Linked DNA regions of Homo sapiens: all the other regions are linked to region 2. A link is a loop called in an ENCODE intact Hi-C map of the cell type or tissue named here. Cell type or tissue: PC-9. All regions are shown on one strand. Region 1 has its middle 11 kb from the start of CCNQ. Region 2 overlaps BCAP31 (B cell receptor associated protein 31). Region 3 overlaps ATP2B3 (ATPase plasma membrane Ca2+ transporting 3).

Region 1 (2,500 bases), 98 kb before region 2:
AACCTTGGAAACATTATGCCAAGCCAAAGAAGCCAGATACAAAAGGCCACAAAATTATATGAGTCCATTTCTATGACAGATTGGAACAGGCAAATCCATAGAAAGGAAGACGAATGGTTGCCAGGACTTAGGGGGAGAGGAGAATGAGGAGTTAGTGCTTAGTTGATACAGGGTTCCTGGTGGGGATGATGAAAACGTTCTGGAATGAGATCGTGGTGATGGTGACATAACTCTATGAATATTTTTTAAAGTATTGCATTGTACACTTTAAAATTTTTTTTGTAAAGGCAGTTTGCCAGGTCTCGAACTCCTGGACTCAAGTGACCCACCCATCATGGCCTCTCAAAGTGCTGGGATTACAGGCATGAGGCACCATGCCTGGCATGTATACTTTAAATGGGGAAACTGGGTGAAGGGTACATGGGACCTCCCTGCACTGTCTTTAGAACTTCCTGTGAATCTATCACAACTCAAAATAAAGACAAACCAACAAAAGAAGGTGTCAGGTGGACTGGGCTCATTCAGGTGTTGGCAGAATTCAGTTCCTTGGAGCTATAGGCCCTAGTTTCACCTTCCCGCCATCAATGATGCCAAGAGCTCTTCCCATCATCTCTGCATCTTTCTGACTTCGGCTTCTGGCCTTGGCCAGTGAAGCTCTGCTTGTATGAGCTCCTCTCCCTATGTTAAGGTCAACTGATGAGTAGCCCAAATCACATCGGCAAAGTCCCTTTGGCCATGTAATGTAACATACTCACGGGCGTGACACGGGGATGAAGGTCATGGGGGCCGAAATTCTGCCTACCAGAAGTGGATTATTTCAAAGCTATTTGGGATGGAGAATCCCCAGGATCAGTGAGGAGGTGGATGTTGGGGAGGAGGAAGAGGAGATATCAAGGAGCTCTCCCAAGTCTGGGCCAACCAGGTGGGTGAAGGTGCCAGTCTCCGAGATGAGGAACGGGTGTGGGAAGCAGAAGCGCTCCATTGTGACATGTGGAGTTTGAGGGGCCTATGTCTTCCTGGGGGTTGTCCCCTAAGGGAAAGGTCTGGACAGGCATAAGAGGGACTGAGGTCACCCAGGACGAGGGTGGCGGGTGAAAAGGAGCTGCCGGGGCAGCGGGCCGCCGCGAGCCCCTCCTGGGATCTTCCGCCCCAAGCCCAGCCTGCGATTCCCTCCCTGGACCCCTTCTCCTTCCTCTCCGAAGCCCTCCCTGGAAGGAGCCCCGCATGCTGACCGCAGCTGCCGCTAGGGGGCAGAGCCGTCTACACCAAAAGCCACACCGCTCCAGCGTGCGCGTGCGGGGAGGTGCGCGAGCGCGTGTGCACGCACGGCGGGGGCTCGCTTGACGCTGAGTCCGGCGAACTAAGCTCGCCACCCCCACCCCATCCCCCTGCTGCTGGGAGCCCCAGGCAGTCCCCGGCCAAGGCGCTCCAAAAGGTCCCCTCTGTTGAGGACTGGGAAGCAGACCCCGCCCCAGTGCCCCCCAAAGCGCCCGCCCTCCCCTGGTGTGGCTGGAGAGGGGTCTGATCCGGCGGGGCTGAGCTCGGAGCTGGGTCTCCTCCGGGCCCGGGGTTGCGGCGGGGGGCGGTCACTCCCCCTCCCTGCCTCAGCCCCGCACCCTCCACGCCGTGTCTCCAGCATCGAAATTCACAGCAAAATACACAACTAGTGAAGAACTGGGCTCGGGTCCCAGAAATAGGCTGCCCTTTCCAGAGGGTGACGGGAATATCCTCCCTGCTTCCCGTTGCCATGGTTTCCGCTCAGCCACCAGGCAGCCTGTTGCGCGGCAGCCATTTGCCGCGACGGGATGCTGCTGCCGCTGGTGTGCAGCAGGCCGCCACGCGAGGAAGGGGACAGACTGCCCTGGAGACCCGCCCACCACGGAGAAAAGGCCACGGATCTAAAGACACCGGAGGGCGGCTACGCGGGCCAGATGGACAAATGCTAGAGTCAGCACCTGTCTGTGGGGGCGCCCTTGGCCTGGGCGCTGGACCTAGGCCATCAGGACTGGAGAGCCTTCTTCTCTTCTGGCCAGAGAAAGAGCAAAGGGTGGCTTCCTGACAGGTCCGGAGCTGGCACAGCACAACAGAGCCTAGAAAATCACTAGCAGGGCTGAGCTCGGGGTTCCACCGCTGCAGCCTTCCTGTTGGACCCAGTCTGCTCAAGGACTCCCTCACAGCCCAGTGCTTTCTGTTCACCCCGGGGCGCTCCCAGCCCAGCCTCCTAGCCTCAGTGAGTGGGAAATGTCTGTACTGCCCACTTGTCCTCAAACGCATGTCCTTGCTCGGCTGCTCCCTGCTCTGCCCCATCTGGAGGGGACAGGGTGAGGAGGCGCCCTGGAGGCCTGGCCCCAGCTTGGGCAACACAGCCTAGCGGGGTGATCACACCTGGGTCTGCAGCCCCTCCAGCACTTCCTGGGGCTGTGCCGGCCATTCCAGACCATTCCTGTTGGTGGAACTCATGACAGGGCTTGTTTACGCCAGTCACTGTGTTCTGACACCT
Region 2 (2,500 bases):
AGCTCAATCCTCACCTCCCCCCAGAAACCCTTTTGGATCTCCCACCCCATCAGAGGGACGCCTTCTGGGGGCTCCTGCAGCAGCCCCCCAGGCACCCGCATGTAACTACCTCATTCTCTGTTCTCTGCGTGGCTGCCATCCGTTTATATGGCTGCCCTACCAGGCTATGAAGGTCTTTAGGCTGGGCACTGTGCCTTCATCTCTGCACTCCCATACCTGGCACACTGAAAAGGGGTCTTCCGCCCACTCCAGCAAGTATAGCTAAAAAAAAAAAGGGGGGGAGGGCGCGGGGCTGGGCTTCCAGATGACTGGATCCCACTCCCAGGAGAGGAAATGCTCCCTGACAGGTGAGGGGACAGATTTGAGGCTGCACGTAAGGCTGGACAGAATCTCCCTGGGCCTAGACTGCACCTGTGTTCACCTGGGAGCCTGGCACCAAGAGGGGCAGAGGCAGACACAGAGCTGCTCAGTCTAGCAACAGAGGAGACAGAAGACAGGAGTGGGAAGGCGCCGTCTCAGACCCGTTCTGATGGGCAAGCCAGGCTCATGGCTGCAGGGGGAAAAAACATTCACTGCCGCGACCTGAAGGCACAACCCAGAGCTCCAGCCTCTGCATCCTCACACCCTCAACCCCCACCCAGGGCCCAAGCAATGCAGACCAGGTCCTCTCTGATCACTGGCATTTTTCAGCCTGGGAGCCAGCCTTCTAGAACATTTTCCCGCTCCCTCACACTGGGTCACTCAGGCACGTTAACGTGCGCTTGTCTGTTCCCTTGTAGCTTCCCAGGCCCCCAGGACAGGGCACGAACATGGCCTTTAGCTTCTGCCTCTGCTGGATCTCCCAAGTAGTCTTACCCGAATCACTGTTCTTAGCTATTCATTTCCAGAAAACAGGAAAGAACCTAAGAGCCAAAGGCAACTCCTACAGATACAGGGTGGTCACCAATAGAATGGCCTGGGGTCCAAAAAAAGGCCAGTGAACGAAACTTAACAGAATCCAGATGTGGCCTTGGAAGACACATGGCAGCCCCAATGCCTCAATCTGACTGGGCTTTCTTGATAGAATGTTGTTGGACACTGAGCAGGGCTATCGTGCTTTTATAAAAGGTTGAGTAAACCAGAGAAGGCAGGAGAAACAGAACCTCTCCACAGACTAGAGAAACAGGGCCAACCATATCAAATGGAGAGAGCCATGGCTCATAAGCACTTTTCAGCAGCCCTGTCTTCCCCCATGAGCAAGGGGAAGAGGACACGGGCTTAATAGGAAATGGAGAAGGAGCAAGTCCCGACCAAAAGATTCCATGCTGTGGCCACCCCCGGCCCGCCCTGCTGACGGGTTTCAGGCGAGTCAAGTCATTCAACCCCCAGCCCCTGCATACACATGGTGTTCACATAAGCTCACTCCTCAGCCCCCAGCCGGCAGAAAGCCGGTGTCCCAGCGCCACCTGCTGACTTTCCAGGCCTACCGCAGGGTGGCCAGTGGACTCTGGGTGAACACGCCCCAGCTGTGGAAGAAAAAAAATGAGGCAGCGCCCAGGCAAGGAAGCAAGTCAGGTGACGCCTCAGGAAGGCTTCAGTGAAGAAGAATGACTAACACCAGGGCTTCCACTGCCCTCAGCGACTCTTACCCACCAGTCTGGAATCAGGAAAACAGGTTACAACTGGGAGAGTCACCTAGAGCAGACCCGAGAAGGCTGCCCCAAAGGGCTGCCCCAAGTCCATTTTGGTACAGCTGCGTGGCCTTCCCTGTAGCCTCCCAGCACACAGACGCTGGAGAAGACGGGAAGAGGAGGGCTAGAGCTGGGGGAAATGGAGGCCGTTTCAAATGAGAACATGACTTGTGGCAGCTCCAGCCCACGACCCAGATGGAGCTCACCCATCCTGAGGACAGTGCACTAAGCGCAGGGCAAAGGGGCAGGTGTGGGTCTGGCCTGTCCTCCCTTCTTCTTGAGAACAAGTGACACAGACCAGCTGGGTTTCTGGGGTTTTGCTGTGTATCTTTTTTAAAACCAGCTATCTGAGGGGTTTGGGGTAAGCTGGAGGGTAGAGAGCAACCGACTGAGGTAAGACAACTTAGGCAAAGGTAGTCTGTGATTAGATGACTCAACCTAAAAAAGAAGAAAAAGCAGCTCAGCAGAGAAGCACGGGCAGCTCCATCTGGGCTAATGGCAGCGATGGGATTCTACCCTGGAGGGGTAAAGAGGAAACAAAAGATGCCTGTGGATCAAGTTCAGGTCAGCAAAAATTCAGGGGGCTTCCACACAAACAGGGGCCTTCCTGCGACTGGCTGCTAACCAGCACTTTGGGCCTAACCTTGACCGTCATTTAAGCTGAGTAAGGCAGAGAAGGCAGTGCAGGTCCTCTGAACACACAAACCCCAGCCCAGAGGGAGCTGCCGTCCCCAACACACTCCAAGACTCAAGAGGGCCTCTCGCTAGCTGTGCCCCCGAAGTGCAAGGTTGGCAGGAAGGGAACAGGAGCGACTGCCGGAGTCTTCCAC
Region 3 (2,500 bases), 150 kb before region 2:
CACAGGGTGGGCGTTTATTGGTTGAGGGTTTGGCTGGGGCTACTCTACGGTCAGGACGTCCTGTGGCGAGCTCACAGCAAAGGTCCTGGCGGGAAAGGGAGCCCAGAAGCATATCCCCATATGGACGATGCCACCAGGGGAGTCCAGATGAGGGGACCTCGAGGGCCGCGTGGCAGATGCCATGGCCTTGACACTGGGAAGTCACTTTGTTGTTGAAAGATCCCAGACCCTGGAGAGTGTGGAGGATGGCCGGCCCCGGAGGGAGAATGCAAGGCATGGGGTGCCCCTCTGTCTCCCCAGGGCCTCTGCATGGCACCCACCTGTGTCACAAGCAGGGCCACTGTGACCCTGACAACTTGTCTTTGTAGGAGCCACCCTGGGGGTGCAGGTGCAACCTGGGAGGAGAAGCTTCTGGGCTCTCCTTCGGGAGACAGGCATTCATGTATTGGATCATGTAGCAAAAACACTCAATTCAAAGACAGTGCGTCTAAACGCCAGCCATGGCTCATGTCAACAGAGCAGCCCCGTGCCCCGAGGAGAACATGGTCACTGCGCCCAGAGAGGGAGCACCTCGAGCTTGCCCTGGGAGAAAATGGGTGGTAGCGGAGGACAGGGGACAGAAGTCCAGCGAGGGAAATGGGCCCCGCAAAGGCGGGCAGCGGCATGAGTCCCGGGCCCCACTGAGCCTGGGAGAGCAGAAGGAGAGGGTGCTGGTGAGGCGAAGCAAGGCCACACTTGGGGACAGGAGCCATCGAGTCCCTCTGTTGGACCAGGGAGCAACTGAAGCACAGAGCAGAGGAAGGAATCTTGCCAGAGGGGCCTGGGGAATAGGGACAGCTCCTTTCCAGCTTAAGAGTGGCTGAGAGAGAGTCCAAGGGGTAGACCACAGTGACAGGGCCAGGCTGCGGAGGCTGGGCAGACCCCCACAAAGACTGGCCAGCCTGGTGGTGGCTGAGGAGGACGCACAGAAGGCCCAGCGAAGTCCTGGGTGCCGGCAACAGGCAGTAGGACACAAGGGCCTCACTGAAACCGCCAGGGTGCTTGGAGATGCGGCACGGCTGCAGCCAGAGGAGGGCCCGTGAGGCTGGGCCCTGGGGAGCCATAGGAAGCCTGTGGCTGGGGTGGTATTGATGCTGGAGCTGGGCCGGCCGGGGGCACTGGCAACTTCTCCAGACACCTGGCTGGCTGCTGTGCTGTGGGGCCTTGGGGAGAAGGCAGGGAGCAGGGCTGAGCAGGCGAGGAAGGACAGCCTGGCCTGGCCCTTTGGGGCCATGGGGAAGGAACTGGGCTACACACACTGGGCCTGAGGAGGGAGGAGGCCTGGGTTCGCAGCTGCTGGTTTTCAGGCTCGTCACGGCCACTTGGTGGCAGCAGAGGGGTGGCTTCCAGACTTTTCAGGGACAGGCATTCGCTGGCTCAAAGGAGAATTGTCTTCTTGTGGCTCGTGATCTTGTTATCCAGCACCCCAAGATCCTCAGAGAGTACGAAGTGTCCCCGAGGCTGGCAGTGAGGCCACTTAGTGGTATATGCTGCAGGAACCATTGGATCACCCTGTCACAGCTTAGAGTGGGGCCCCCAGCTGTCTCCCTGGCAAAGATCACAGCCCCCCTGCCCATGGCCTCAGGGGGCGCCAGGATTCAGGGACTCCCAGGTCAATGTCCTCCCCTGGTGTCTCCCGGCTGCCCTACCCCTGGCTCCCACTCCTGCGTGTCTACTCCCCACCGCCGCAGGCTCCCCAGGCCTGGCGGCTCGGCCACACCTAGGCTTCTACACTTACCCGACGGTGCTCACAAGCCCCACTGCCTAGGCTTGACCTCCTCATTCAGGTTCCCAAACTCTGAACCTGGCTCCTCTTCTCCTCTCCCCCTGCCCGTCTACCTCAGTGGCATCAGCTGCCTGACCCTGTCTCTCTGTCCCCGAGCCTGAAGAGCCACATACCTCTTCATTTGGGAACTGTCTTCCCTGTCCCCCCACCACTGGGACAATGCCACCACCTCCCGGCCAGTCTCCTGGCTTCCCGCTCTCAACCCCTTGCAGGCTGTTCGCTTTCCACTCAGCACTGGGGAACCTCTTTCTCTTTCTCCAGAATCTAATGTGATGCAGGTGGTCCCCAACTTTTAACAATTTTGTAACTTGGTGCAAAGGTGATGCACATTCAGCAGAAACTTTACTTCGAGTCCCATGCTTTTCCCTTTCAGTGCAGGATTCAATGAGTTACATGAGATAATCAGCACTGTATTCCACAATAGGCTTTGTGTTCAATGCTTTTGCCCAACTGTAGGCTAACACAAGTGTTCTGAGCACGTGAATCGGATGGCTTTACTCTCACCTCTGCTGGACCTTGGGCCACCTGCAGATCTGATGGAGGAAGGGGTACTGCCTCAACCCAAAATACGTCTTGCCTCGATGGCCCCGCCCACCTCTCTTGTCTCTTCTAGGTCCCTGAAGCTATCCGAAAATGCCAGCGTGCTGGCATCACAGTCCGCATGGTGACTGGGGA

What was found. Peaks named below come from ENCODE experiments on the same cell type or tissue, not always from the same donor. Only the 100,000 strongest peaks of a DNase experiment are listed, where the experiment ranks them.
Region 1: it touches region 2 in a loop (3-fold over the local background); 8 of 110 quality-filtered maps call a loop at or near these places.
Region 3: it touches region 2 in a loop (7-fold over the local background); 6 of 110 quality-filtered maps call a loop at or near these places.

What each region holds. Positions count from the first base shown.
Region 1 is chrX:153,608,766-153,611,265 of GRCh38, forward strand. No RefSeq gene overlaps it. Among named protein-coding and RNA genes, the nearest start is that of CCNQ, 11 kb to the left of the region's middle. RefSeq lists a silencer at 1,214-1,323. In PC-9, a CTCF peak has its summit at 1,248 (motif pointing right); no DNase peak of the experiment used is centred here; H3K27me3 peaks cover 981 bases.
Region 2 is chrX:153,707,110-153,709,609 of GRCh38, forward strand. All of the region lies in intron 4 of BCAP31 (B cell receptor associated protein 31), which reads right to left. Among named protein-coding and RNA genes, the nearest start is that of BCAP31, 16 kb to the right of the region's middle. RefSeq lists enhancers at 1-317, 1,305-1,599. In PC-9, a CTCF peak has its summit at 1,396; a DNase peak (open chromatin) is centred at 1,542; H3K27ac peaks cover 898 bases.
Region 3 is chrX:153,553,611-153,556,110 of GRCh38, forward strand. It overlaps ATP2B3 (ATPase plasma membrane Ca2+ transporting 3), which reads left to right. Exons shown (of 22, transcript NM_001001344.3): 14 at 2,439-2,500. Among named protein-coding and RNA genes, the nearest start is that of ATP2B3, 37 kb to the left of the region's middle. In PC-9, CTCF peaks have their summits at 1,378 (motif pointing right) and 1,581; no DNase peak of the experiment used is centred here; H3K27me3 peaks cover 2,060 bases.